Regions from separate parts of the Homo sapiens genome. Here region 1 is linked to region 2. A link is a loop called in an ENCODE intact Hi-C map of the cell type or tissue named here. Cell type or tissue: sigmoid colon. All regions are shown on one strand. Each heading gives the region's core, and the rest is flanking DNA. Links, peaks and the distances in the headings are about the cores only. Region 1 holds the start of LOC105376358 (a long non-coding RNA gene). Region 2 has its middle 35 kb from the start of LINC02668.

The links. Hi-C counts contacts between places; a loop is a spot of excess contacts. Peaks named below come from ENCODE experiments on the same cell type or tissue, not always from the same donor. Only the 100,000 strongest peaks of a DNase experiment are listed, where the experiment ranks them.
Region 1: it touches region 2 in a loop (2.4-fold over the local background); 2 of 110 quality-filtered maps call a loop at or near these places.

Annotation. Positions count from the first base shown.
Region 1 is chr10:3,386,122-3,401,956 of GRCh38, forward strand. The region is part of intron 1 of LOC105376360 (a long non-coding RNA gene); the gene reads left to right. LOC105376358 (a long non-coding RNA gene) reads right to left here and starts at 11,234. Exons shown (of 3, transcript XR_930568.3): 1 at 11,182-11,234; 2 at 9,540-9,712; 3 at 5,580-9,175. It overlaps LOC105376357 (a long non-coding RNA gene), which reads left to right and starts at 11,374. Exons shown (of 2, transcript XR_930567.3): 1 at 11,374-11,439; 2 at 11,961-12,313. RefSeq lists enhancers at 12,911-13,488, 13,489-14,065. In sigmoid colon, for the core only: no CTCF peak of the experiment used is centred there; a DNase peak (open chromatin) is centred at 9,516.
Region 2 is chr10:3,284,602-3,300,436 of GRCh38, forward strand. No RefSeq gene overlaps it. Among named protein-coding and RNA genes, the nearest start is that of LINC02668, 35 kb to the left of the region's middle. In sigmoid colon, for the core only: no CTCF peak of the experiment used is centred there; a DNase peak (open chromatin) is centred at 8,140; H3K27ac peaks cover 172 bases.

The DNA.
Region 1 (15,835 bases), core at 4,622-12,621, 100 kb after region 2:
AAAAAGCAAAACCATCATGTCAGAGAGCAGACCAGCATTGGCCTGGAGCTAGGGATTGGAGGAGAGGATCAATTGCAAAGTCACACAGGTAACTTTTTGGTCAATGAAACTGTTCCCTATCTTGATTGTGGTGATAGTTACACAACTGTATACTTTTACCTAAAGGTATCCAACTTTGTCTTAAAAACAAAAACAAATAGTTGAGGTCAAACCACTCAAAGGTGTAATATCGACATTCAAAAAACATGCACAAAAGTCAGGTTGTCTTTGAATACGAGTGGTTTCCCAGGTAACAATTTCTCTATGTAGAACAGTCTAACATTCATATCAACCACATTCTATTCTGGATTGGAGAAACAATGATTTTTGTTCAGTAATAAATGCCCCAAATCTTGAATCACAAACCACTAGGTCAGAGTAGAGCTATTTACAATCGTGCTATTGGCAAGCCATCCGCTTATTCTAAGGAATCAGCCAAAATCCTTTAGAGCTGTTTTTGAAACTGCTTTTAGGACTTAGTATGTTCTTCTGATCCTTTTCAATGCTAGAAAGCCTATGTCTTGGAAACAATTTGGTTTCTGAAAATAATTTTTGATCATTTGATGTTAAGTCTTGAAGTAAGCAGGTAGCCGGCAATTCTGAAAGGGAGGGACGCATTTGGATTTGATTGTTCATCAACAGCCTCAGGACTTTCTGGTTCTTGCTCATCTCCATGAGCTTCCCTTGGTCAAGGCATCCTCAGAAGGCATAGGAAGACAAGACTACATGTCTCTTCTGTTCTTGGATCGGTCTTTGCTTCATTCATGGCACACGCATTTCCTGAATGTACAAAGAAATGCTGGCTTGAACAATGGTAAGGGAGTGGATGTGGAAACAAAAGAAAAAAAACAGTAGTTCAAGGTTGTAAGCCTTTTGAACATGGTGCCACTGATAAGCAAGGGGAGTTTTAGGGTGAGACCTGGTTTGGGGAGAATTGTCTTGAGCTTGATTGTAGTCACATTAGGTGTAAGTTGTGATAGAACAGTCAAGAAGAAAGATGTGATCTGATGTGGATTCAGGTCTGAAATAGAAACCAACCATGGAGGTGGGAGCAGAATGCATAAGAAATGAAAAGATCTCCAAGGGGAAAGCTGCGTAAGAAAAAGAGGCTCACATCTGATTCCAGGGAGATCCTGCATCGCTCTGTCACCTACTCCATCCTCCAGCCCGACCATGGAAGCTGGAATTTAAAATAAAAACACTTTGATTTTATTTGCACTTATTTGTTTAGGCTTAAAAGACTGAAAATGTGTGATATTTATGTATCTACTGCCCCAGTGAAAGTACAATAAGAAACAGGGTTTATCTTCACAAGGTAAAGACAGCATGCCCAGGCTAGAACAGAGATGGAATCCATTGTGTGTCATGGTTTTTAGAAACTGGAATGCTGGCCGGGTGCAGTGGCTTACGCCTGTAATCCCAGCACTTTGGGAGGCCGAGGCAGGCGTATCACAAGGTCAGGAGCTTGAGAACAGCCTGACCAACTGGGAGAAACACCGTCTCTACTAAAAATACCAAATTAGCTGGCATGGGGCATGGTGGCACATGTCTGTAATCCCAGCTACTCGGGAGGCTGAGGCAGGAGAATTACTTGAACCTGCGAGGCAGAGGTTGCAGTGAGCCAAGATCATGCCATTGTACTCCAGCCTGGGTGACAGCAGCGAAACTCCGTCTCAAAAAAAAAAAAAAAAAGAAAGAAAGAAAGAAAAAAGGAACAGGAATGCCTAGCAGAGTAGCAGAGCTCTCCATGGGGAGGAGCCTCTGTATGTGCCTAGATATCAGACTCACACTTCAACCACGTCATAGACAGGGAGCCACGGGGATACAGCCAAATCCAGAATGTGGGAGATTCCACATGACACATGACTCAGTTTCTTCATTTCTTCCAAAGACCCAGCAAACAAACAAAACAAAAAAAAAAGGTGGAGCTAAGGAATGGAAGCTGTTGTAGATGATAGGAAAGGTAAGAAATCAACAAATGCAATGTGGCCCACGTTGGGATTTTGATATAAACAAACCAATGGGGAAAAGACATTTATTTTGATACAATCAGTGAAAATTGAACACAGACTGGGCATTTGGTATTATTAAGAAATTGTTGCCAATTTTCTTGAGAGTGATAATGGCATTGTGGTTAAATATAAAAACATCTTCTGGAATATAATAAAACATTTGTGCAAAAAGTGACACATTGAGATTTGCTTTAAAGTTTTGAAGCTTAAAAAATGTGGAGGTTGATAGAGATTGATGAAAGAAGAAAGAAAAATATTGGAAATTGGTGAAGATGGGTTACGAGTGCATGAAAATTTACTAATTTACTAAATTGTTTTCTCTAATATATGTATGTTTAAAATGTTCTATCATAAAATGTTCTTTAAAATAGCAAATAATGTCTGGTGGGTAATCATAAGGTACTTATGCTTGCCAGGTTGAGATATTGTGGAAGTCCTTATTCTGGTAGGGATATAGACCTTGGCATCAGAATCACTTGAGTTCAAGCCCTGACTCCTCCAGGATTGACTATTGGGCATGAGGTGAGTTTCATGACCTCTCTGAACTTCAGTCTTCTCAAATGGTATATGGGGAGTACAATTAAGATAGATCCTGTACCTCAAGCGTGTGTTCAGGACACAGAGAACCCTCAGAATTTGTTGAATCAATGCATAAATAAAGGAAGAAATGTGTGAAGGAATAGTTGACACAAATCTTTGGATAAATGACAAAGCTTTTAGCCAAAGTATTGACAAGAACTCTTACCTGAAGTATATCAACAACAAGAGGAAGAAGCCAGCCTCCTGCTTCTGCACGCAGCCCCTGCTGTCATTTGGAAGTGTCTGTGTGGATGCAGAGTCTGGGGTGGGTGGGGGATGAGGGGCATGGTTCAAATCATTCCTAAGGGGACCTGCAGGTGCCAATGGACATTGAGATAGAGGAATTTTCACTAAATGTACATGAAGTGTATATTTTGAGAGTGGGAAGGCACCTCCTACTCGGAACTGATAGCAGGTATTATCTTAGTCTGCTCAAGCAGCCATAGCAAAATCTCACAGACTGGCGGCTTAAACAGCAGATGCTGATTTCTCACAGTTCTGCGGGCTGGAAGTCCAAGATTAAGGTGCCAGCTGCAGTTTCGGCATCGGGGAGGACTGGAGTCTTGATTTGCAGACGGTCGTCTTCCTGCTGTGACCTCACATGATGTCAGAGAGCACAGAGAGAGAAGGAAAGAACACTCACCCCATTCATAAGAGCTTCACCCTCATAAAAAAATCACCGCCAAAAGACCCCATCTCCAAATACCATCGCACTGGAAATGAGGCTTTCAACACAGGCATTTTGAAGGAACATAAACCCTCAGTTCATGGCGGGTATCCTGTCTTTCTCTACATAAATCTGCAATATTTAACACAGTGTCTGGGTTTTAGTTACAACAAGATAATCATTTAATGAGCTAAAATTATCTTAGAGAAATTCTAGTCAGCTTTTCATATTGCAATTTGCTAGGAAGCCAAGTTTCTCAAGGGGAATAGGAACTGCAAATCACTTGTTTAAAAAAAAATTCTCCTGTGACACACACATCTGTGTACAAACACACACAACCACACACACACACACACACACACACACACACACAGCTGACCTCTTGAAAGACAGTCACTGATGGGAAACTGTTTTAACCCTCTGGAGTGCTGGTCCCTGGGAAAGTCTGGCAGTGACAGTTTTGGGAAACTCTTTGGCCGAGAAACCCACACTTTTATATCACAAAACATCGCACTGCTTAATTTTAGCCTTGTGGTACAAAGAAAATATCTCTGCAAGATTTTCAGAGACAGGCGGCTTGGTAACCATCTCCACTCCAATAATTAGCAAACACCCTCTGCTACCCTGGAGGTGCAATCTAACCAACACCCCAGCACCATGATCACCATCCGGCCAGGGGTCCTGGCAGCCAGTGTGGGGATTTGCAGTACTTACAGAAATGCTATAAAATCTCCAAACGTCTTCACTGTTGCCTTTTGCTCTGTAGTGCAACTTTTCTGCATTGTAGTTATTGTATGGCTTTGTATTTCTTGTTTTTTACACTCAGGACTTTAGAGTTAAGTATTTGTACACCAGGTAGGGCTATCACCTTTATCTCATTGTACATGCAATATTATAACACACAATTTTGGTGCTTTTAACACTATTTCTTTTTTTCATTTTTATTAAAGAATGTTTATTTGAATTATATACTTTTAAAAAATGAATAGTATTCACATACAGCATTAGATACACCCAGTGCCCATTTGTAGTTTGTCCAAGCTCCATCATAATAAACCACCAATGATGAACTCCAGTAGCAATGGGGCAAAAACCCCCTTCCAGGGATGGGCGCTTTACCTGGCTGGGTGCCTGACTGTAGGCTGGGCCTGCGTGTCTGGGAGTCCCAGGGCGGCTGGGTATTTGAGCAAAGCTCCTGGGGTTTGTCCTTCCCTCTGTACATTTTCTTACCATTGCACAAGCAGTGGGCACTGCCCCTCCCTGTCCATTGTCCTCCACATCAGCTCGGACCTCTGGGCTTCCATCTGGTAGACCCCTCGCTTGCTCAGGGCATCCATTCAGGGTCCGGTCCCCATTCACCCTTCATACCTCCACTCAGGACATGCACTTTTGTCTTCCTTTCTAGCCCTCAACAATCCAACTTTAATGGCCCATGAGAACCAGAGCTGACCCCATCAGAAACTTCCCAACAACTCACGCATCAGAAACTTCCCAACAACTCAAAAGGGTTTGTGTTCCCCAGAAGGCAGACAATGCTCGACCCACCGGCATGCCAGAAATGGAAGGGCAGAGCTGGGAGCCGAGGACGACGGGGATGTGGGGATGGAGGAATGGGGGCAGGGCTTCCTTCTCAGAATTGGTTGACCACCCCTGAAGGAATGGGAGAAGGAACAAGCCAGACATTGCTGGTACACTGTCACGTGCATAGCACCTGAAATGAGCTTTCAAAGTCAGACTTTGCCCTAGTCACTGAGAGCAGCTGCAAGTGTGGGGAGACGCTGACCATAGGCACAGGTGATGGGCGTGACAGGTGATCTATCAAGTAGCCGAAGGGGTATCTGGGTGAGAAAGGTGGCTTTCTGAGGACAGGTTCCCTATCTGGTACTACCCAGATATTCTCCAATGAGACTTCTGTGCTCCTCCGAGCAGTGAGACTGGCACGTGAAGAGATCTCTGAGAGACATGAAGTGAATGAGTGACAGGCTGTATCACAGGGTCAGGTGATCCTGGTTTCAGTACAGCTTTCTTACCTCTCAGATGTGTAACATCAGATGAGTTGCCTAACTTCTTAAAACCTCATTTTCCTCATTTTTAAGATGGAATTAACAACAGCGTCCACTGTGTTCATGGTAATGTGTCCATAAATGTTAGAAGGGAGGAAAGGAGGAAGGAAGGAAGGAAGGAAGGAAGGAAGGAAGGAAGGAAGGAAGGAAGGAAGGAAAGAAAGAAAGAAAAAATTTTAAAAAAGGAAAGAAAAGGAAAGAAAAAGGAGAGGGTAGGGGAGGAGGGGAGGGAAGGGAAGGGAAAGGAGAAAGGAAAGGAGAGGATAAAAGGAAAGAAGAGTAGAGAAGAGGTTCATTTGTGGCCTCCATTTTGGGCCACCCTCAGCTAGCAGTGAGCATCCCTGGGTTAAATGCAATAGGTTAAAGACACAGTTCTCTCCAGTCTGTGTCATCAGAAGAATATTTTACAAGCAACCTTGTAAGCATTCAAAGGGAAAGCTGGGCTCAATATTTCCTCCACCTAATGCAGAAACAATGAAAGCTGATGTTTATAAAGTGGGAAGATCGTAAGCACTAAATATTGCTCATTAGTTTATAGAAATAGTAGCATGGATAATAACAAATGATTTAGAAAGGCTGTTCAGTGATTCTTATTTACCCTGCCCAATAATATATGAACAAAAGGTAGGTGATAAAATTAGAAGACATCCCATTTAGAACAGATAAAAGACAACACTGCCTTGTTTACTCACCATGTAATTATCTTGTAAAAGTCTTCACTACAGGATATTATTGTGACAAATAGTTTCAGCTAAGGATTAGGCATTTATAATAAGAGGAGCAACATGTGTAGTTCAAACCCTATCATGCTGTATACCACGGCATGGAAGATGCTAGCTGAAAGTGAGAAGAATAGAGGGAAGGTCCCAGAAAATTCAAGACTTAAGGTCTGCCAATTTCCCCCAAACATTCTTAGCTTAACTTTCCACGTATAAGAGCACGTGTTTTGCTGTGTGTTTATTTTTTCTGTTTTAGACTATTTATCTTTTTCATTATGGGGAAACAGAGTATTACATTCAGGCTAAATTGTTTTCCTGAGATTTTTGGCTAAATTAATTAATTTGGAAAAGAATTGCAAGCAGAGAGTATAGTAGACGTTAAAGATGATCAAACATCGTTGCATTGATCGCAGAAATGATGATTTGATCTCCTAAGGATTCTGGTGGTAGCAGATGCTCCAAACTGATTGCCTGCGTTGGTAAAATAATTCTGACTATTACTAAATTGCTATTTCTCTTCTTCTAATGTGGATATAGTCTGAATAAATGGTATGCTTTTATCTAAAACATCTGGGTCTGATTTCTATTAAGGACATGATGAACCATTAGCCTGTAACAACTAACAGTTAAAATAAACATTTCCCCCCTATAGTTTGGCTATAACCAAAGCAGTGAGAACTTTTAGTCAAACCAGTTGCCTGGCATTTTTAAAATTACAGCAACAACATAAAAACTCCAAATATTAATTTTTACACAATTCTAGTCTATTATACTCAATTAATTTAGTTAAGTCATATGAATATGTAGATATAACTTGACTAGGCCTGATTTTCCTAAACCTTTATATAATTAGAACTATGCCTTATATCAGACAGTAAAATACCTTATCTAGAAAGCTTTTGTGTTTCCGAATGGGAAATTAATAGACGCATATAAATATATTTGTTATTAAGTGTGAATTTGCATGGTTCCTCTAAATCCAGTTTTAATATGGGCCAAATGAAAATCATATCTTGTTATTAGACTATTTATATTACCTTTGCATTGCTATTGAATTCGTTATGTTTTTCCCTGTTAAATTGAATATAAACTAAGCCTAAATAGCCATAGAAATAAACATTAAAAAAGTAACACATTTAAAATATGCTCTATCTCTTTAGAAATAGAATTGACTCTATAAATGAACTGTTAATAATATATGTCTTTTTGCTTTTAAAGATTGCAAAGAAAGAAAGAAAGGGATGAACAGGGATTCTAGTTTCATACACTGGTTCAATGAATATTTACTGAGTGGATTTCAAAGCATTGCATTCCACTAGGTTACCAGGTTCTTGGGGAGCCGTTGGGTAACTTAGAGATTTAGAGGGAAAGTTACACATACACACACACACACACACACACACACATATCACAGGTGTCAGCACCACCCCCACCCCACCCCCAGCAGTCTATAGCACTCACTCACACTTGCTTCCCTCTCATGGACCCTTCCCAGTGGCTACTCCTTCCTTTCACCCGACTCTCATGCTTACTTTATTTGGACAACCAGTGCTGATCCAGTGCCTAACCTCCAATCTTCTCCAGCTTTGCTTCTAAAGAAATGCAAATCCTACTAGTGTTGATGACTTGTCTGTCTGGTATTCAGTCCCACCTGGATCAATTCATTCCACTTCTTGGTTTATATCTAAAGGCTTTGAAATCAGTATATTAAAAGACATCTCTGCAGTCTCATGTTTACTACAGCATTCTCCACAATAGCCAAGATATGGACTCAACCTAAGTGTCCAACAAGGCATCAACAAATAAAGACAATGGGGTACATATGCACAACAGAATACTATTCAGCTTTAAAAAAGAGGAAAATCCTGTCGTTTGCAACAACATGGATGAACCTGGAAGACATTATATTAACTGAAATAAGCCAGGCACAGAAAGACAAATACCACATGACCTCACTCATCTGTGGAAAATTTTCAAAAGCTGAACTCACTGAAGCAGAGAGAAGAATAGTGGTTACTAAGGGCTGGGCAATGGGGGAGTTGGAGGTTGGGGAAACGTTGATCAAAGGATACAAAATTTCAGTTGGATAAGAGAAATAAATTCAAGATATTATTTTACAACATGGTGACTTTAGTTGATAACATTATTATATTTTCAAAAATGAAAGAAAAAAAGAGTGAAAGGGGATGTAATACAGTCATAAAGAGCACAGAAAAAAAAAAGTAAATCCCATTTGTACCTTGTTTTGAGCTGTGCTATTCCAAGGCCGGGGGAATGCTTAAAGAAACCCTGATCTTGGAATGGCACAGCTGAGACAATAAATTCTGTGTCTTGTGGAAGAGAAAAACCATCATGAGTGGAAAAAATCAGAAGGGCTCAGAGGGAAAGTGGAAACTGACTTGTGGGTGAGGAATTGGACAGACACTGGGTGGCAATCTTGGAGAGGAAAACAGAATTTAAAAAAAGAATAAATGAGATACGTTCAAAGGCCAAAAAACAGATCATGGTGGTGGTGTAGTAGTTATCTCCTGCTGTGTAACAAGTTGCCCCCAAACTTAGCAGCTTGAATCAATGCACATTTATCATCTCACAGTTTTTGTGGGTCAGGAATCTTTGTGTGGCATGGCTGGCTTGGCTCACTCACAAGTCCACACTCAGGTACTGGCCAGGGATGAGGACTCATCTGAAGGCTCAGGTGGGGAAGGGTCTGCTTCTGAGCACCCCTACAAGCATACCGGCAGGACTGCATTGCTCCAGGGTTGGGGGATTGAGGTCCTCAGTTTCTTGTAGATTTCAGCTGAGAAATGGACTCAGACGTGCCTGTTGCCTGCCCTGCCTCCCTGAAGTCTTATTCTTTTCTTATTGGACAGGAAATTGACAATCAGTAAATGGTGAGATTGTTATTTTCACCTTCACCTGGACTTTATGGAGATAATCTCAGTCAATAGAGTTGCTCCACTCAGAGGAGTTCCAGGCACCAGGAAGTCAGTCAGGCGTGGGAGAGTTGCTGTTTCTGAAGGGGATGTGTGGTGGCTTCTCCCAGCTGGTTTCATTCTACTTGGATGATTGTCCCATGTGCTCATCAGGGGACAAGTCCTGTATGGGAAGGGACAAATGTGACTGTTCTGAGCAATGTCACGTCAGATCCCTGCACGCTTAAAATCTGATGAGCTATTATTTTTCATGCTCTCCCTGACCAGAAAAATAATGTAGGGAATGGTTTGTCTGGTCACTGATGGAAGCAATGCGCCTCTGAGTGCAATGTCATGCTCGCAGGTGAGCCTTCCTTCCTGCCCACGTCAGAGCACATCTCAGGGGAGATGCCTGGAAAGGTGATTATGCACAGTGGATTTCAACCCAGATGGCTGAGCCAGGTGGTGTGAGGAAAACCACTCTCGCAGCGCTGGGGATGTCCCCAATTACAAGGCAGGTCTGCAGCCTCTGGGCTTCTGCCACTCACCAGGCTTGCTCTGGGAACTGCAGTGCCCCATGTCAGTAAGCTGGCACAGGAGATGGAAGATAAACATAACCATTCTGTGTGTACTGTGGGTGCCGGATGCCGTCTCCATCACTCATTCATTGTTGTTGCTGCTAATCTGATCCCAGTTCAGGTGAGAGAAGGCCTCACTGACCCTGAAACAATTAGGATTTCTTTATTTGGAAATTTTCTAAGTGGCCACTGTAATTCATCCCCTCTGCAAGACTCTGACCGTAAAAAAGCTGCCCTGAAATCTTATGGACAAAACCTCTGTTTGGGTCTGGCCCGGTTCCCAGATGATTGAGTGCATGTAATCTGGGGGGTTTGCCTTCAGAGAAAATCAGTCATTTGTGGGGAAGCCCAATATTGTTCTCTTAGCTTGTCAAAAAAAAAAAAAAAAAAGCCCACAGCCCAGGAATGAAAGAGCTGGCAGGTCTGTGCTTACAGGTCTCTGGGAACCTGTCATCTTCTGCTCTTTAGCTGTCAGGGTTGGAAATGCAACTCTCCCCTTCCGTCCTCTGTCTCACTGATGGGGCCCATTCCAGCTGCTGCTGGCTGAAGACCCTGTGGGGACAGTCCACCCCGGAGTGCCACTCTGACTGGCTCAGGACGGGAACCTGAGCCTGCTGCAGACAGGTGACCGGAGCGCGCTGGGAGCCACACGGCGGAGCAGCCCCAAAGCCGAGGGCTTGCATGTGCTACTCCAATTAATTCTAAAAGCAACCTCATGGCACTGGCCTTTCTCCCATTCTGTAAATACGGAGGTAGAGGTTTTCTAGGTTAGGGAAACTTCTCAAAGTCTCAGAGACAGTGAGAGATGGAGTTGGAATCTAATTTAGGGCTGTCTGTTTCAGATCCGAATCTGTCACATACACTGATACTGGGCCACTCACCTGTCACTCACAGACACCACAATGACTGTGAAAGGGCAATGCCCTGTTCGTCTCCTCTGCCCATAAGCTTCAGCCCTACCACCTCCCACACCCCTCTCCTCTACATTCTGCTCGGCTTGGAAACATGGATATATTAAAAGTCTGTATAGATGCCCAGAACCGAGTTATTAGATACCAGAGTATGGGGTTTCTAACCTCAGTTGATACTATAGACAGATGGCAAATAAATCACCCAGTTTGCCTAAGTTCTCTTTTTCAGTCACTCATATTTTCCTCAAATCATAGTAAAGTTGTTTGAATTACTGAGCCCCTGATAAACTAGACTGGTCCTGACACGGAACAATGAACTTGCCTCACACCACCTGTTACAGGCTGAATGTATGTGTCCTCCCAAAATTCACATGCTGAAGTGCTAAACCCCAGAGTGGGTGTATGTGGGGTAGGGAGGCAATTAAGGTTATGTTGGGTCACAAGGGCAGGGCCCTAATCCAATAGGATTAGCTTCCTTAAAAGGAAAGATACCAGAGAGTGTGCTCCGTTTCTTCTCCTCTCCTCTCTCCCTCTCTTTCTCCCTCCCTCCCTCTCTCTCTCTCTCTCCTTCTCCCTCTCTTTTTCTCTCTCCAACCATCTCTCCCTCCCTCCCCCTTTCTCTCTCTCTCTGCTATGGGAGGGCATGGTGTGAAAAGGCAGCTATTTGCAACCCAAGAGGAGAGCCGTCTCCAGACACCAACCCTCTGGTCCCTTGATCTTGGACTTCCAGACTCTGAAACGATGAAAAACTAAATGTCTGTGATTTAAGCCACCCAGTCTGTGATAGACTGTTATGGCAACCAGAGCAAACCTGTCACAGTTTGTCATCAAATGTTGGCTTTGTGATTCACTGATGATTGTGTTTCTCCCCTACAAACTGTAAGCCTCACCAAGACTGAGCTCATGTCTTCCTGCTTCAGTGTTAGATCCCTAATTCCTCGCACAGTGCCGTGCACATAGTAGGTGCTCACTAAGTCTTTGTTGACTGAGGCCTCAAATCTAAACAGAATGGGAGATGCATAGGCCTCCACCCAGACACCCCCAATGCTTCATTTTACAGTTAGGGGAAGCCCAGACAGAAAGCTAGTAAATCGTTTACCTGAACTTACTCAGCAGGTGAGGGGCAGGTCAGGTCTGGACTGAAGGTCCCCTGGGCTCCCCTGAGCAGGGGAGAGAAATGACCTCAGGGTCAGCAGGAGGACTCTGAGGTGTGGAGCCCCCCAACATGCCAGGCACTGCAGGAATTGCTTCACTTAGCACAGAAACCTGAGGTGCTGCTCATGTTCCCATTTCACAAAATCAGATCTGAGACCAAAAGAAAATCCTACCCGCAGCAGCGTGTCTGCTGCGCCCCCTCACCCGATTAGCCCGGTGTTTGCCCTGCGTGCCCCCCGGCGCCGAGCTCACTCGCCCTCTTCCCTGCGTGCCCCCGCCACCGGCGCCGAGCTCACTCGCCCTCTTCTCCGCGTGTTTCCATCAGTGCCTGCCTTGGCTCTGCTTTCTCCAAACCTGTCCCCATCGGTCAGCTGGGGTGGACGAGTGTTTTCCATCTTGCAAAGTCATTGTGTGGGGAAGATGAGATATTCCACGTGAAGCCCCCAGCACGGCCCCCAGCGCAGCCTCCTTCCAGGAATGTTGGCTCTGAGGTCGTCTTCCGCGTGAGTTTTCATCTGTCACTTGTAACAGGAGTGCTGGTGGGAACCATGGTGCAGGTGAGCAGGCTGACAGCAGCAGTTCTTGTTGGGGAGACTTTTTTCTCTATTGTTGGGGAGACTTTTTTCTCTACTGTCATAGCTTGAAATATCTGGGGTCTGCAAGTGAACGGACAGCAGACAGGTGGACAGGAGGGAGAGCAAGGTCCATCGGCTGTGCTCATGCACACACACGTGAGGACACAGTAATGAGGAAAGGGTTTATATACCAGCAAACACAATAAAAACAGGGGCTCAGGGCTTCACGGGGAGTGTGGAAGGTCCTTTCGGTCTTGACGCTAATGGGCAGCTGATCCGAACTGGTTTTGTTTTGTTTTGTTTTATTTTTTTTTTGAGATGGAGTCTCTCTCTGTTGCCCAGGCTGACGGGCAGTGGTGTGATCTCGGCTCACTGCAACTTCTGCCTCCCAGGTTCAAGAGATTCTCCTGCCTCAGCCTCCTGAGTAGCTGGGATTACAGGAGTGCGCCACCACACCCGGCTAATTTTTGTATTTTTAGTAAAGATGGGGTTTCACCATGTTGGCCAGGCTGGTCTCGAGTAGACCTCAGATGATCGTCAGCCTCCCCAAGCTCTGGGATGACAGGCGTGAGCCACCATGCCCGGCCTGTACTGCACTGCTCGGTGTGGGGGGGGTTTAGTCTTCCTCCAAGCAGGATATGCCCCCAGAGGGGTCAAAGCAGCTCTGCTTCCTGGGGCAGCTGCTTAAGTGGAGGTAGTTTCTTTCTGCGGCTGCTGACTGTTCAGGAGTTTTCAATTTAAAATAATTTCCATCCCTTCATTCTCAACTGAAGTGTGGTCCAGCATCACCTGCACGGCTTGGAAGACGGAGATCGCAGAGCCGGGTCCCAGGGTGTCTGATTCAGTGAGTCCAGAGGCGTGCCTATGTGTGGACAGACATCGCTGACCGACCATAACCTCACATCTGCCAAACAGACACGGCCTCAGAAATTAACAATGGATGTTTGTCTTCAACGAAGCTTCCGCCCGACACATCAGATACAGTGCTGTGCTGGGCGGAGCCACAGGAAGCCTGGAGGCCTGGCTGTGGCTGCTGGTTTTGTCTCTGGGTCCCTGGTGCTGATGATCACAGGCTTCAGACACCCCTGGAGCTGTGCGAGCCGTCAGTAGCGTGTGTGTGTGCGTGCGTGTGTGTCCATGTGCATGTGTGTGCACGTGTGCAAGTGCGTGCGTGCGTGCGTGTGCGTGTGCGTGCGCGTGTGTGATGCGTGTGCACGCGCGTGTGTGATGCGTGTGCACGTGTCTGTGCGTGTGTGGGTGTGCGTGTGCATGTGTGCGTGCGGGTGTGTGCGTACGTGTGTGCGTGTGTGTGCGCGCGCGTGTGTGTTCTCGTGTGCACGTGTGTGTGTGTGTGTTTTCAGGGTCAGGAATAGGTTAACTGGATGAGATTCCATCCTCTGTGAACTCCCTGTGATTTTTGTGCAGTCACTATGTTGCCCAAACTGGCCCACTTCCCTTCACTGTTGTTGCTCCAGAGGGGCAGGAGGATTAATGTCCACGCTCGGATACAAAGTTTTCACACCCCACTGTCACTGAACTCCTGCCTGTAGGGAACATTGGCTATGATAAAGAAAACTAGGTAAAGCACTGAAAGGGCAGTGCTCAGAAAGAGAAAGAAATGCGAGCAGCCCTGGGGCTATTTCCTTCCTGGAGGTTAGAAAACTCTCTGAGTGAGTGTGTTGATCAGAGGTCGACTAAGCTGCCTCATGACAATCGAATTCTGAATTTACTGCAGAGACAATAACCCCATCACACAAGTACAAGGGCATGTCGGTGAAAACCATGTTTTAAACTGTCAAGCTTTGTAAATAATAAAGCAAATTCAGATACTGCAACTAGCAAAAAGAAATCTGAAAATGGTAGAAAAACAAGTTTTACAGTGTATTCTCTGACGGTGATGGTATTGAAAAGAAGCGGCATCTCCCATACTACACCTAGCAGCCTTTTTCCTCCTGTATGTAATTACATTTCAGGAGATAGCACTAGACCGATTCTATCCCGCTAGGTAGCAGGTTCAATTGTTATAAAAATAGTATGTAAGAGTTCTGAAAGTGTGCACAGAGGAATGAGAGATCAGTTAAAAAATTATTTTCATTTAAAAATAGTTCACACCCGTGTCAAGAGTTTATTTAAATACATTTAATTACATCATCTTTAAAGCATTTTTGTCCAGCAAGCAAAGCGATGTGATCACAAGTGATTTTTTGTTCTAAACAAAGTGATTTCCTGTTAGCACCGCGCAGAACTGTGTAGGCCCAGTGACCCTGGTTGGTGTCCGGATGATTTGATTAAAAGGGTGGCAAGGGGGAAGGATGAAGAGGGAAGGCCAGATGCTTTGGGATGTTTCCCTCTTTTTTTTTTTTTTTTTGCTATATTGAATGTTTTGAGATAAGTATAATGCTTTAAAAGCAGAAAAGAAAATGTCTTGGCTGGGTGCAGTGGCTCATGTCTGTAATCCCAGCACTTTGGGAGGCCGAGGAGGGCAGATCGCCTGAGGTCAGGAGTTCGAGACCAGCCTGACTAACATGGTGAAACCCCATCTCTACCAAAAATACAAAAATTAGCCAGGTGTGATGGTGGGTGCCTGTAATCCCAGCTACCCAGGATGCTGAGGCAGGAGAGTCGCTTGAACCCGGGAGGCGGAGGTTGCAGTGAGCAGAGATAGAGCCAATGCACTCCAGCCTGGGCAACAAAGTGAGACTCTGTCTGGAGAAGGGAAGGGAAGGGGAGGGGAGGGGAGGTCCTTACACACAATACCAATTACACCAGAGTGAACTACATTCCCTGCAGCAGTTAATATTGGCTCAGTGCACCCGCCACTTTCCTGTGCCCTGAGAACACTGGCTTCAGGACCCCACAGGACCCCGGGATTGTGTGTCTGCCTTTGCCTCAACACAAATCAGCACTTCTGGTGACCTCTGTCTTTAGGGTTACCACTGTCTTTTAGATCACAATGGGGTGACCACCATCTTTTGGGTGACCACTGTTAGTTAGTTAACAGTACCTACTCAGACAACTAAAGGAACAGTGAGTGTTGTAATATCTCCTTCCAAATTCCAACCTCCCCCACCAAAATCCAATTCACAATCAAAAAATCATTGTAAGAAACTGGGATTTGGTATGCACCAATTAAGAGTCTATGTTTGTTTCTCAGAAATATTATCTACGTACAAATCATTTTTGGAAGACATTCTAGAATGTTTCATGGAGAAAAGTTTAGATTAGAAAATAGAAATCTGTTTCTCATCCTTAATGTAAACAAGGCTTACATATTTGAGGGATGTTAAAAGATAAATTTAGGCACATGAAAAATTTGACAAGTTTATTTGAGCTGACAGCGATTCATGAATCAGGCAGCAACAAACCACAAGCTTCTAAGAGCTCCATAAGAGGGTGGGAGGGAAAACGTTTACAAGGTGTCTCTGGAAGCAGGACAAAGAAACACGTGATTGGTTAAAGTGGAAAGTCCCCAGCTAGAGGGGTTCCTTAGCAGTTACTGATTGGTAAAGTCTCCACTTGGTGGGGATTTGGCGGTTTCTGATTGATCGAGCTTAAGTTTCCTGTTACTATTTAGACTGAGTTGGGTTTTGCTTGCCTATATAGCAGCCCAGGGCCCTGGAGTGCC
Region 2 (15,835 bases), core at 4,368-12,367:
GGGTTCAAGGCGGGGAAACAGACTCCACCGCCGGTGGAAAGAGGGGTGTTCAGGTGCTGGAGGGGGTTGTTGGTGCCATCGTTGCAGACCTACTCACATCTGCCTCCATAGCACCCGTGCGTCTTCACAGCAATCATCTAAAGAAAGGGGTTTAGTTATTTTTATTTTTGGTCTATTTTTTAGATGAGAAAACTGAGGATTAGAGATATAAAGAAATAATTACCTGAAGTTCTCTAAACATTGGTGGGAGTATTTGTTAAAAATCAATGGGCTTCGGATAAGACAGACTGGCAATGAAATGCCTTTCCCATTTACTGCCTAGAAAACTGAGGGCAGTATATTTATCTTTTCTATAGAGTAAGGATAATGCCTATCTCGGAGCTGAGCAGGAAGGTGTACGTGAGCTGCTCAGCCTGGGGCCTGTAAGTAGCCAGTCCTCAGGGTTCACATATGACTGAAGAACGCTGAGTTGGTGGCCAAGAGCTGTGACTTCCAGTCTCAGTCAGTTACTACTTGACTGTTAAAATGTGAAGAAATAATTTGAAGTCCCTAAAATAAATGTTTTAATTTATAAAAATGGGCTGGGTGCAGCGGCTTACACCTGTAATCCCAGCACTTTGGAAGGCTGAGGCAGGTGGATTACCTGAGGTCAGGAGTTCAAGACCAGCCTGACCAACGTGGTGAAACCCCCTCTCTACTAAAATTACAAAAATTAGCTAGGTGTGGTGGCACGTGCCTGTAATCCCAGCTACTTGGTAGGATGAGGCAGGAGAATCGCTGAACCCAGGAGGCAGAGGCTGCAGTGCGGTGAGATTGTGCCATTGCACTCCAGACTGGGCAACAAGAGCGAAACTCCATCTCAAAAAAAAAAAAAATATACAAATGAAAATATTTGATGACCTTCAAGATTCCTTCCTTGAACAGGTTTTTAAAATCAGTTCTATTTGCAAATTTATAAACAACCAGGTTACCATGGTAATTAAAATCAGAGTGGAAAAGAGAGATGAAAATTAGCATAGTGTGTAAAGAACTATTGCCAAGTCGAAACGACAGAAAATAATGTTTCAATAGATATATGGGAAAATTGTCAAGAATTGTCATAATAGACAATTAATGAAAGAATTGCAAGTGGTCAGACCTCCAGTGGAAACATACCTAACCTCAATAATAATCAAAGATATTCAAATATAAACAAAGATGAGCTATTAATATTCATTTGTTAAATTGTTAAATGTGGCTGGGTGTGCTGGCTTACATCTGTAATCCCAGAATTTTGGGAGACTGAGGCAAGAGGATTTCTTATTTATTTATTTTTTTTTAAGACAGAGTCTCCCTCTGTCTCCCAGGCTGGAGTGCAGTGGCGTGATTTCTGCTCACTGCAAGCTCCGCCTCCTGGGTTCACGCCATTCTCCTGCCTCAGCCTCCCGAGTAGCTGGGACTACAGGTGTCTGCCACCACTCCCGGCTAATTTTTTTTGTATTTTTAGTAGAGACGGGGTTTCACCATGTTAGCCAGGATGGTCTTGATCTGCTGACCTCGTGATCTGCCCTCCTTGGCTTCCCAAAGTGCTGGGATTACAGGCGTGAGCCACCATGCCCAGCCAGATTTCTTAAGGCTAGAGTTCGAGACTAGTCTGTGCAACATAGAAAGATCCTTTCACTACAAAAAAAATACAAAAATTAGGCAGGTGTGGTGGGACACACCTGCAGTCCCAGCCACGTGTTAGGCTGAGGCAGGAGTAGTGCTTGAGTCCAGGACATGATATGAGCTCTGATTGCCACTACACTCCAGCCGGGGCAACAAGGCGAGACGCTGTCTCTAAAAACAATGTTGGTGGTATAGCATCAAAATCTGTCAAGGGATCAGTTTGGCAATATTTATCAAGAGCATTAAAAATTCACCTTTGACCCAATAATTTCAGCCTTTAGAAATGTAGAGATATGTGCACCAATGATAAACACATTTATTGCAGTGTAATTTACAAGATTTCAACCCAGAAAGCTACTTAAATATTCAAAAAAAGATGGGGAGCATTAAATACATTATGATACACGTGATAAACAGCAAAACAGCCCTTAAAGTCTGTACTTTTAATAATATTTCATACCCTGGGGAAACACTTGCCACAGGATAATGATGAATAAAAGAAGAAACCCAAACTAAAAATTGAGTGTCATTCCAGCTACAGGAAAAGATAAACATGTTCCCAGAGAAAAATCCTGAGAAAAAGCAACACCAAAATCTTGAGAATGTGTATTTAAAAAACAAACAATTGCATAGCTGATGATTTTTATCTTATTCTGTGTTTTGTTCTGAATGTTCACAATTGTAGCAAACCTGCAAACTTTGTGATGAACAACAACAGCAAAACCACAGAAAATGCAAAAACAAACGTGTCTTTTTTCTTCAGATATTCTGTGAATCTCTTGAGCATCACAACTTTAGGGACCACCTGCTGTGCCCCCCTATAGCAGTTCCTAGCACCGCCTCTCCTAAGACGGGTTAGGGTCACACTGAGAAACCACACTCAGAAACCTGGTGAATAGTAGGTTAATAAAATAAAGGTATAACTAGGCTTTCTTGGCGTCAAAACTACAGGTGCCTTTCATTCTTCTTCAGTCCCAAATGCAAATCATTTCTCATGTTTTTTTAAAATGGATTTTAGGCTGGGCGAGGTGGCTCACTCCCATAATCCCAGCACTTGGGGAGGCTGAGCTGGGCAGATGGCTGAGCCTAGAAGACCAGCCTGGGCAACAGGACGAAACACCGTATCTACAGAAAAATCAAATCGATCAATAAATAAAATGGATGTTGTTTTTCAGAGCAAGTTTAGATTTGCAGAAAAATTGCAGAGCAGGTACAGAGAGTTCTGATGTCCAACCTTCCTCCTGTGCGTTGTTCTGGTTTCACATGTTCGTGTTGTAATTGAGTGCGTGCACACTCAGTAAATGCGAAATGGTTTCATCACAACCGCACCGATGCAGTTCCTAAAAGAAACACACGACAGCCGATTTTGCTTCTCAAAATCGCTGCATTCAGGGTTTCCGCCGTCACCCTGCTGGCAGTGAACTAGAGGACCCGTCCCACCGGAGCTGGTCCATGGAGAGGTGCCACAGCCTGTGAGCCACGGCAGAGCGGAGAAGCCTGGGACCCCTGTCACCTCTCAGAGCAGCGCCTCACATGGCAGAAGGAGCTGCTTTCCGAAGAGCTAAAGGTTGCCATAAATATTTATAAGAGACCTGGCATTGCTGCGCTGGAGGGCAGTGTGTTATGATAAAAGTCACAAATGGAGCTGAAAAAACAGTGGCTTCTACATGACAGCTACGTGTGTGTGTGTGTGTGTGTGTATGTATGTGTGTGTGTATGTATGTGTGTGTGCACGTGTGTGGGGATACGTATTTGCACACATGTGTGTTCAATCTGTGGATACGGTACCTACGTGCACTTCTGTACCTGGTTTCTTCCTTTTTCTACACATACATTATTTATCTGTTTTTTAAAATTCAACTTTTATTGCTCCTTGTCCTGCCGGTGGCCCTGGCAACATGCCACGCCGGACTCCAGCTTAGTTTCCTTGTTGCCTTGCAGCCAAACTTACGCAGTGTGCAGACGGAGCTGCTCAGAGGGGAGGGGCAGCGAGCAGGTGCCACGTCCACACCGGGTGAGGCGTGAGGTGAGGGCTCCCCCGCGCCGCCCTGGCGTCCAGGTGGTGAGGGCTGCACGGAAACGTGGACTTCGGCAGAACATGTGTGCGCCACGGAGCGGCTGCGTGCAGCCCGCAGGTGAGACCGTCTGCATAACTCTGCCAACCGTGGAGTATCCAAGTAATTTTTAACTACTAATAATGAAAATACAAAAATTTGCTGTTTGGGAACTAACAAACAATTAGAGTGGGCTTAATCAAATGGCCTCCAGAGTAATGGCACTCTCCTTTGCTTTCTGGTGTGATTTCCTGAGAGTCTGTGAGCCAGGAGGAGTTTGGAGGAAAGACCTGCTGAGATGAGCAGCTGCGGCCTGAGCCTTCCTCCCCTCCTCCCCTCTGGGCTCTTTCTCCCGTCCAGGCGGACGCTGCCCCTGCACTGACCATCAGAGCCAGATCCAGGGGACAGTCCCCATCCTAGTCCCCTAGGCCCCCACGGCCACCGTCAACCTCAGGCCCCTCTGTTAACACCTTCCTTTGCTTGGTGTCGGGGACACAGCAGTCCCTGGTTTCTTCAGCAGGTGCACCCTCTGCACACATGCTACTCACCTTGCTCCTCCTCATGCTCTGACACCGAGGCTTCTCCATGCTCCACCACCGAGAGGGCTTCCATTAAAGTCTACGCCCAGGTCACGTCCCCGTCTCCCCTGCTCCCCTGAACAGCACACCTGTGTCCGTTTTCCACTAGACAACTGCACAATTTTGTTTCGGACTCAGAGGGGAGAAACTCCCATTTTTCCCCTCCATCCAGGAAAGCTGGACTTGGTCTCCCCAAGTTAATAACCAGGGTCCCCCCTCTTCCAGTTGCCCAGGCCCAAATACTCAGAACAGAGGGATCGTCAGGCTGAGTGGTGTCCCCCAAAATTCATACACAGAGGCCTGTTCCCAGGGCTGCGAGATGTAGCTGCGTCTGGAGACCGGGCATTTACAGATGTGATTTGGGTAAAATAAGGCCGCATGGGTAGGTCCTCACCCAGCAGGACTGGCATCCTTATAAAAAGAGGCAGTTAAGACCCAGATGCACACAGAGGGATGGCCCTGTGAGGACACAGTGAGAAGGCAGCCCCTGCACACGGACACCCTGACCTCAGATCCAGCCCCCCCGAGAAGGAAAGAATGAGTGTCTTCTGGGGAAGCCGCCTGGTCTATAGCCCTGGGCACTAACACCAGCCTCTCCTTAAAAAATGACTAAGGATTTCAGGGTTGCCCAGGAGAGCACCGAGCCCAACACAGGGCCCTTCTAGAGGCAGCTGCTGGGTTCTGTTGTCAACACAATCATCCCTGCGATCCTTTCTTTTTTACTCATTTTGCTTTGTTTTTTAGAGACGGGGTCTTGCTCTGTCACCCAGGCTGAAGTGCAGTGGCATGAACAGGGCTCATGGAAGCCTCGACCTCCCCAGCTCAAGTGATCCTCCCTCCTCAGCCTCCTAGGGTGTTGGATTGCAGGTGTGAGCCACGGCGCCCCATAGGCACAATCCTTTTAAATCTCTGGTCAGATTCCCTCGCTTCTCCTCTCAGATCTTCTTGGTGCCTTCCCACCTCACTCCAAGCAAAACACAAAACCTGTGTCACAGTCTGCAAGCATTCCAGTGGCGAGTCCCACCAGCCCCACCCCACCGTCTACCGGCTCTGTCCCCACCAGCTTTTTCCAGCCACTCCCTCTGCAGGGGACGTCCTCCATCGCACATCCACAGGCCTGTGTCCTTCCTTGCGCCACTCCTCAAATGTCATGCTGCCCTCCCGTAAGGCATCACCGCCCCCGCCAACCTCTCCTACCTCCTGCCTCATCCTACCATTCTCCTGATTCATCTTCCCCTAGGACACATCCCACCTGACATTTTATATATTTATTTTCTGATTATCTGACGGCCTCTGGTGGAAGGTGACTTCCAGAAGGTGGGGATTTCTAGAATATCTTCTTGGAATGTATGCTCAGTGCTTAGAAACTTGCCTGGCATTTAGAAAGTGCAATAAATATTCACAGAATATAACCAGAATCTATGGTCTAGCTTGCAGTCTATATGTGGCCGTCCACAGTGAACAGCATTTTTTTCAATGAGTTTTCACTGTGATTATTTTAAATCGTTGCTCCTTTCTTTCCAGCTATGTGGCTGGGCATCTGGAGGCAATGGCAGTACACCACGCGTGCGGATTCTCCCCAGGCAGGACCTGAGTCCTGGGAGGCCAGGCTGCCATGTGCTGGCCCTCACCTGGGGTGGGCAGGGGGTCCCAAAGGTGAACCCAGGTTCCTGCCTGCTGGTGTTGACACAGGTGCCACCTGTCCCCACTCCCAGGCCTGAGGGCGGGACTCAGAACCCAGGGCCTTGTCCACACCCCTGTCTCCAGACCCACTTAGGCAGGAAGAAGGGAGAAGCCACAGGCTCTGGGGTGGATGCAGGCAGCTATGCAGCCACAGCAGGGATGGGCCTCAGTAGATGTGGGACCTCAGCAGGTGTGGGACCTCAGCAGGCATGCGGTCTCAGCAGGTGTGGAATCTCAGCAGGCGTGGGGTCTCGGCAGGCCTGGGGTCTCGGCAGGCGTGGGGTCTCGGCAGGCGTGGGGTCTCGGCAGGCGTGGGACCTCGGCAGGCGTGGGGTCTCAGCAGGTGTGAGACCTTAGCAGATATAGGGTCTCAGCAGATGAGGCACGTGGAGCTTTGTCCAAGGCCATTGGGCCCTTTCCTGAGATGAAGCCTCTCTGTGGCCTCCACATGTGCAGATCAGAAAGGTCCCTTTCTGGCCTCAGGGCTGGCCCTCCAACAGCGGGGTAAGCCCTGTTTTCCTGTATGAAACCCCTTCCTCTGTACAAGGTCAGTTTTCCTGAGTCAATTCCAACTGATACAGTTGTATAGTCTGAGCAGAACACAGCAGCTCAAGTCTACCCAGGTGCCTGGCATGGAGCACCCACTAGCCCAGGGGCAGGTGGGGCCTCAGGCATGAGCTCTGAGCTAGGCCATCTTCCTGGAAACCCCAATTCTCTGTTCTACCACTTACAATAAGGTGGCACATAATTCACCATTGCAGTGGGTCATTGTCCGCAAACCAAAGCATCAGAGGCAGCGGTTTTAATCTCAGGGCTACTAGTGGATTACTTTGGACATATGATCTCATTTTTAAGGTTTTTTTTTTCTAAAATAGAATAACACTACCTGCTTTTCTTTTGAGAAAGTTGTTACAAGCAGTAAATTAATTTGAGTAATTATAAGGCAATTTGGAAATTCCCACACTCATTCAGATTTCCTTTGATACTAGAGAATAAGATGATGGATGCCCACAGCATTTGGTTATAAATTCAGATTCTGGGGTTGGGCGTGGTGGCTCACGCCTGTAATCCCAGCACTTTGGGAGGTCAAGGCAGGTGGATCACAAGGTCAGGAGTTCGAGCCTGACCAACATGGTGAAACCCCATCCCTACTAAAAATATAAAAAATGAGCCAGTTGTGGTGGCACGTGCCTGTAATCTCAGCTACTTGGGAGGCTGAGGCAGGATAATCACTTGAACCCTGGAGATGGAGGTTGCAGTGAGCCGAGATCATGCCACTGCACTCTAGCCTGGGCAACAGAGCAAGACTCCGTCTCAAAAAAAAAAAAAAAAAAAAAAAAAACAGAATTCAGACTCTGGCTTTGTCACTTACTACCTGTGAACCATGAACAACCTACTTCATTTCCCTGAGCTTTGACTTCTCCAGCTGCAAAAGAGGAAGAATGGTATTTCTAGGATATGAGGAGGATCAAAGGAGTGAATCTGTGAATGGTATTGATAAGATTTGAGAGGATCAGATGAGGGAATCTGTGAAAACACTTAGGATGTCTATCGAGTAGTAAGACCTCTTATGTATAAGTTATGATTATTGCCAAGTAAAGACAAATGGCATACAGTTTGCTTCACATCAGCTGGTAAAGATGCAATTACTATTCAGATAGGGAATAAACAGAAGTGGATTAATTATTGTAATGTAAGTTATTTTAACGTCTTAGTACATGGATTGTCAAAAATAAGATATCCCTACTTCAAATGAAGATACTTCCAATTGAAGATGCTGCTTCAAATGTTTCTAAAAAACCGTAAACCTCCAATATTTAAATACAACGTAAAAGTTATCAAAGGAACTTTAAAGCCATCATCTCCTTTATTCCTCATGAGAACCTCACCAAGTGAGAGGTACACAGATTATATCGTCCCAATTCAGAGATGAGGAAACTGGGACTCTGGGAAGATGTCTTAAACAAAGGTCAGTGGAGCTAAATCGAAGGCCAGTGCCTTTCCAGGGCTCCAGGAAATTCCAAGCTCAATTTAAGGCTTGGCTTGAGAAAGCTCACTGAGAAAATGTGAATATCTCCTGGAGGTGGACGCTATTTTTGCTCATTCAAGATGGTATTCGACTTGACGTGTGTGTGTGTGTGTGTGTGTGTGTGTGTGCACGTTCTTGTGCTGGGGTGGGGCACTGGAGGCACAGACTGTTTTTAGGGAACATTCCTTTGGATGAACGCATCTTCACATGCCTCTCTGGTAAATGACGGGTTGTTTCTATGCAATGAACTATAAACAGGGAGCGCACTGTGAACAATAGCAACATAAATCACAGTTACTGCTTTTCTACTCTGCAATCTGGGGGAAAGGACATTTCTCAGTGTGCTTTCCTTGACACACATCAGTCTCTGTGTTTACTATTCAAAAGATGTGATCGGGTGAAGGCCTGAAGCCCTTTCACATTGAAGGGGCTGAGTGGCAGAGGGTTCAAGACGTTATAACTGGAGAGGAGACATTTGGAAATGATTGTTCTGTTACAAAATGCTGCCTGGGAAACATGCTCTGTTATGTATTCACTCTTTTTTTTTTTTTTTTTTTTTCCAGTTTAGAAACCCATTTTTGGAGCAAGCAAGCAGACTGAATGGAAGTGGTGAGAAAATTAATCAGCAAAATCTTCTGAAATTGGGTGCCTTCTTCTTAAAAGTTTTCTCCCTGTAATCCTAGGTGCTGTCAGGGAGTAATAATTATTTCCCATAAACAGCTGGCTCAGTGATCTATTTTGCATGCTGGGGGAAAAGAACTAGCTGTGATGAGCTCTCCAAAGCTTTTCTCACTAATGATGTCTGTGATACACACTCACACAAAGACCCACATACATTCGAAAGGAAGATACTGCAGAAGAAACTCATTTACAGTCTTGATCTACCACATGCATTCTGCAGGGTGTTTCAATGTCACAAGAAAGCATAAAGAAACCCATCTAAGTTCCTGTTTGTTTCAGATGCTCCTTGAAGATGGGAGAGAGAGCTGGAGCTCATCTGTCCTGGCATCAGAGAACCGTGACTCCGGAGGGTGGGAGAGGCAGGCCCGAGTCATCTCTGCCCTGGGGCCCCTTCCCAATGTGTCCTGTCTTCCTCCCTAGTGAGGGGAGTCTAATTTAGAGTGGGAAGTGGAGAGGAATGCTGGCCAGGTGGGAAGTTGGGGGGCTGCGCCATGACCCGCCACACTTGGCTGGGTGGCTCCAGGGAACATCCTCTGCCTCCCCTCCAGTGCAGGAGTGAGTGAAGCAGCTGCCTCTGTGGCTGCCGACGCTGGCTACGCACAGCAAGGGAGGAGGCTGAGACATGAGGAAACCTGGCCCTCTAGGCGGGCACTTTGGAAGCTCGCTGGCATGCTGCTGGAGACCCACCGGCAACCACGAGGACAAGTGGGGACCTGGTGACATTCCAGCTCTGCCAGCCCTCCCAGAATAAAGGGGAATGGCAGCAAATCAAGAGGCGGAGGCGTTTCAATGCCATTTTGCTGTGCTGACTTTTCCTTTTGGACATTGCGAACAAGAGAAGAAAGCAGCTCCCTTAACTGTAGTACAAAAAAAATTCAGAAAAGAGGGCATTTTAAGGGTAACATTTTTCTTGCTGCAATGACTCATGGAAGACAGAAAGTGAGAGGCTTGCTGAAAGGCGAAAGACAGAGCCAAAAAAGCAAAACTCAAGTCCTATTTACAAAACGACGGGCCACAACGGACTCTCCAGTAACATGATATTGTACATTGTCCTTTAAATCCTGAACAGATCTTCCTTCCAAATCCTTTACTGCCTCAGAGTTGTTAATCACAAAATGAAGGTTTCTGCCACCAAAAAAAATTGACCACAGATGTTTCCAGAAAAGAAAGAGGAAAGAACAGCCATTCACCACGCCCGTGTGGGGTGTTGAGGCTGCAATGCTGAGGTCCCTGAAAACACAGGCATGAGCAGTGCTTGTCCTTTCCAGGGACCCGAGGACAGCGAGTCACAGAGCGGCTGCAGGTGCAAGGCCATTCCTCATAGAAACCGTGTGTCCAGGTGTCAGGCATATTTGTCATGGTTCCTCAAAGGGGAAACATTCATTTATAATTTTGAAAAACAAAAACAAAAGAACGACATGAAAGGAGAGGCCTTAACTAAAAAGAACAATTCACAATTGCCAAGCAGTTGAGGAGGTCTTATAAGAAACTCTGGGAGTTAAACAAGAAGTCAAAAGGGCTGGATTTCACGGGCAGCGTCCTCCTTACCTTCTTGTGCTAGAAGGCTGGATCTGGGGCTTTTCAAAGGCAATGAAGACAGGCCAGGCACGGTGGCTCAGGGCTGTAATCCCAGCACTTTGGGAGGCTGAGGTGGGTGGATCACCTGAGGTCAGGAGTTCAAGACCGTCCTGGCCAACATGGAGAAACGCTGTCTCTATTAAAAATACAAAAATTAGCTGGGTGTGGTGGCAGGTGCCTGTAGTTCCAGCTACCCGTGAGCCTGAGGCAGGGGAATCACTTGATTCCCGCCAGGAGGCGGAGGTTGCAGTGAGCCGAGATCCCACCGCTGTGCTCCAGCCTGGCCGACAGAGTGAGACTCTGTCTCACAAAACAAACAAACACAACAAAGGCAAATAAAATCGTTGTTTGAGCAGCCACATGACGTTCAGTCTTATGTATTCTCCAGATATATTAACAGAACTGTAAGTTTTCAAGCAGGGTTTTCTAAAGTTTGTGAACAAAATAGAAGCATGCTGTATGCTATTTGGGTTTTAATTGTTCCATTTATGAAGTGTCCGAGTGAGTAATGGCGGCAAGTTCATTTGATTCCACTGGGGACACCTGCTGTGAGTGAAAACAGGAATCTGTTCTCTCCAGACCTGGCATCAACGAGGATAAGGGAATGGAAGCTCTTCTTACAGCAGTTCTCAGGGAGCGTTTCTTTGCCATTCAGTAAAGATCAGACCCTCAACATTTTCAGAACTGCACCCTGACATTCTTAAAAGCCAGGGCTCCTGTTCTCCCACCCCTCCCTGGGTGCCGCCATCTGTCTAGAAGGCAGCATTTGTTTTCAATCGAGAATGCTGACCACACCTGGCAGGCACAACTGAGACGCATGAGCCTCCCCTTTCATTTACAAGGTGCTAATTTGAAAGATAAGTATCCCTTCAATAGCCCTGGGGCTGGGCACCAGGATGCAGTGAGTCAGGAGAACAGGATGGAAATCATGAACCCTGGTATCATTAACAAAGCGATAGATCAGTATTCGTACAACATCAGAGCCCTCAAGAATATTTATATCTATCCTTTCTACATGAAGTCTCTCACAAGGAATCTGAAAGAGCGAGAGATGAGACATGCGTATGAAAAGAGTTCCTTCCATCGAAGGCCCTTCGTGAGCATGACTCATGACCACTACCCTGTGTGACACCCGGTAATGTGTCCAGTTGAGAAAATTAGGAAGCGAGAAAGTCAGTCAATTTCCTCCACATTCCTGGAGGAAACTTAAACACAGAAAGAGATGCCAGGAGTGAGGATGTGCTTGCGATGCAGGTGACACCTGCAGCCACGTTAGAGGTGTGATTGCTCCCACCCAACGGCGAATGCAGCCAAAGGGCGACAGAAGCATCTTAGGAACAGATGATGGGGTGTGTGCCCTGGAGATCCAAGGATGACGTCTCTGTCATCCACGCTGCCCCCTGAGAAGTATACGGTGTGGAGGGAGGTCTTTTCCTTTTTCTTTCTTTCTTTTTTTTTTTTTTTTTTTGAGACAGAGTCTTGCTCTGTTGCCCAGGCTGGAGTACAGTGGCATGATCTCGGCTCACTGCAGCCTCTGCCTCCCAGGTTCAAGCAATTCAAGCAATTGAGGTTTCCTCTCTCAGCCTCCCGAGTAGCTGGGACCACATGCATGCACCACCACACCCAGCTATTTTTTTGTATTTTAGTAGACACGGGGTTTCGCCATGTTGGTCTTGAACTCCTGAGCTCAGGCAATCCGCCCACCTCTGCCTCCCAAAATGCTACGATTACAGGTGTGAGCCACTGCGCCTGGCCAAGAGAGTTCTTTTTCTAAACAGACTCGCTCCATGGAGCTGTTCCCCAAGTCCCTCCTTCTCGGCGCCCTCAGACACACACTCTCTTAGTGTCCAGAACAGAGCCACACGAGCCCTCAGCATCCTTCAAACCCGTTCTTCCTCCAGATGCTGCCGAGGTCAGGCCTGAGGCCGGCGCGTGGAGTGGCCTCGGCACCCTGTGTCCTCAGCTTGGCAACTCAGAGAAACATGTTAGAGGTGCTAACATTGGATACATGTGAGCACAAAGCTGGCAACTCTCAAAGAGGGAGGAAGACAAGGGTCGAAAACAATCTGTTGCTATGTTCACTATTTGGAGGAGGGTTCACCTGAGCCCAAACCTCAGCATCATGCAATATACTCGTGTAAAAAAGCTGCACGTGGACTCGCTGAATCCCAAACAAAAATTAAGTAAGTAATAAACATTTCTTATTTGTGGAAGGAGGGAGGGGGAGTGATATGGTGTGGATCTTTTCCCCACCCAAATCTCATGTTGAATTGTAATTCCAGTGTTGGAGGTGGGGCCTGGTGGGAGGTGATTGGATCGGAGAGTGGGTCCTTCATGAATGGTTTGGCACCGTCCCCATGGTGCTGCTCTGATGGTGAGTCATGACGAGATCTGGCTGTTGAAAAGTCTGAGCATGTCCCCCTCGCTCTCTCTGGGTCCTGCTCCTGCCATGACAGACACCTGCTCCGGCTTCGCCTTCTGCCAGGGGTAAAAGCTCCTTGAAGCCTCTCCAGAAGCAGAAGCTGCCATGCTTCCCGTATAGCATGGGGAACCATCAGCCAATTCAACCTCTTTTCTTTATCAACTACCCAGTTTCAGGTTTTTTTTTTTTTTTAATAGCAATCCAAGTATGGACTAATACAGAGAGAGAAAGGAAGAAAGTGAAGAAGAGCAAACGTATATCTGCAGCGGTTTTTCTGCATGGCTAAGGTGAGGCTGGGCTCCGTGGCTGTTCAGGCGATTTTGCTGCCTAGAAGGGGATTTGGAGAGGTAAGAAGCCTGCAAGACAGGAGGCAGCAAGAATAGGACGTGGGCGGGGGACACCTACCACACAAAAGGCTCATGTGGTCTTGATAGTCGTGAATATCTTGGATGCTCATGCCGAGCTGTTGAGTGAGATTCCTTATGCCATTCTCCACACTGGAAGGCTGAAGACTAAAGAGGTCATTTGAGCTATTAGGGGCACCTGACTCTCCCATCAAACTGTCATTCCTCTAGACCAGGGGCAGTGGCTCACCCCTGTAATCTCAGCACTTTGGGAGGCCAGTGGATCTCTTGAGCCCAGGAGTTCAAACCAGCCTGGGCAACATAGCAAGATCCCATCTCTACAACAACAACAACAACAACAACAACAACAAAACATACAAAAAAAAATTAGCCAGGCATGGTGGCACACACCTGCAGTCCCATCTTTTTGAGAGGCTGAGGTGGGAGCATGGAATGGGCCTGGCAGGTTGAGGCTGCAGTGAGCTGTGATTGTGCCACTGTACTCCAGTCTGAGCAATAGAGTGAGACCCTGTCTCAAAAAAAAAAAAAAAAGTCATTCTTCCAGACAGCAGAGGTGGAAATGGGAAATAAGACTGTTCAGAAATGCAGCAGACAATTCTTATTCAGCCTCCCTGTAAAGATTTGAAATGGATTGTAACATTGTAACATCGTAGGTGAAAAAGATCAAGCACAAAGCATAAAACATATAAAAAGGGTTTTCATGTTTGCAAAGCTCTGAACAAGTGTAACTTCTTATCTAGCCAGGAGCCAAGAAAGGTATGGCCAATGTTAGGGGCGATGGGTCACAGGGAAAGGCGTCCGTGAAGCCCGAAGCTCTAGGGGGACCTCACAAAGTGGGTGGGTATTTCTGCCTGACTGTTGGAGAGATGGGGGAGGGGGGCGCGGGGGCACTGGGGGTTCCCTGTCCTTCCTCTACATGAGTAAAACGGAGTGTGGGGGAAGCTTTGCTTTGATCTGCTCCATGCACTTCTAATTCCACACCTGTGGTATAAGAACATGCTGCTTTTCACACACCTCACCTTCCTGGTAACACAAAGGGATGGTCAGAGCAGACGCTGGGGTAGCACTTGCCACACGCCAGGCACTGTTGTAAGCATTGACTCCTTTGGTTCTCACAATGCACCCATGAAGTAGGTATTATTACGATCCCCCTTTTACAGATGAGGACACGGAGGCCAGGAGAGGTGACCCACGCTGCTCTAGGCTGCATGGACAGTAGCAAGTGTGGGGCTCACGTTTGCTGCAGAAGGTAACCCCAGTCTGCTGTGTCACAGGCCTCTGCACCTGATCGTAAGGTGTCAGGGTGACATCTCTTCCTCACTCCCTCTGGGCATCTGCCCATCATTCCCATGTGGCTTGCTCTTGGGGTGAGGGTTCTCATCCTGGGAGGTCTGGGTAGCAAGGCCGGTCTCCTGGGCAGCACTCAAGAGCACAGATGCTCTTGCTCAAAGACAGGCAGAAGTGTTTTCACAACAAGACTAGGACCATCTAATTTCAATGTCATTAAATTAATAAAACTCTAGGGGCTGGCCAGCGACAATCTAATTAAACGTTACAGAATGCAGCCCAATTATGTAACACAGTGGGCTGACTTTCAGATAGATTGGTTTTTGATATACATCAGCTGGTTAATCACTTGTCTGCCATATCAGGTAAGCTGGGATTAAACACTCCATCGCACGAAATCTTAAGTATTTCTAGCTTCATGTCAGGGTCTTCTTTTGTGGGCAGAGGTCTGCTGCAAAGATTATTGATGAAGTTTTGATTGCTACCTGCCCAGATATGACCTAGCTAGGCTGGAGGTGGAGGTGTTTGCTTTCCCGAGATACATTAGGTCTGCCTAACAAATATTTATCAAGAGCTTACCATGAGATCATACCACTTCTTTGGCGATCAATTTGGCAATATTTAAACAGAGAAGGTGCACACTTCATGACCCCAAATTGCACTTCTAGGTATGTTATGTCCCCTGGAAAAACTCTCATGCAGGTGCACGATGAGATGCATGGAATAACATTTGCTGTAGCCCTCCTTGTCATGGAGAGGTGCTGGGAATAGCTCAAGCATCCTTGGGCAGCAGAATGGGTACCTTCATTTTGGCATTTTTATATGATGGATTTTTTTTCAGTAGTTAAAATGAGTGAATGAGAGTTTAACATATTAATATGCATAAATCACAGTAAATGTTGAATGAAAAATACAAGACATAAAATTACATTTTTAGAATTATGCCATATGTAGAGTTTAATTTACTATTCAGAGATATGTACTTTCATACACGGTAAAAACCTCAGTGCATTGGTGGAGCTAATGAAATACCAAAGCCATGACAATACATATCTTTGAGGAAGGATAAAATGAAAGAATCAGGGAGATACATATGGGAGATTTGAATTGTAACTACACTGATTTATTTCTTTAATAAGAATGGGTGATGATGCAAAATATTGTTGTAATGATTTTAAAACATGACTGATGTTTTAAGCACCGGATTGTGTGTTTATTAGGTTGCCCTATTTTTTTTGATGACTGAAATAGTTCATAATATAGAAAGAATTTCCTGCAGGCTAAGCATTAGGGCACTCGGCACAGTAAGATGAATGCCTGCAAGCAAGATACAGGAAGCAAGGAAGGAAAAAAGGCTTCACAGAAGTAGGACGTCCTCGTAACTGGTACCACCAGCCGCAACGCAAAGCCAAGTCTGAACATGAATCTTGCCTTTGATACGGGCAGACTTTATACGATAACCTTTCTCTTGAGCAAAATTTACTCCAAAAATAACTCACTTTCCTGAATTT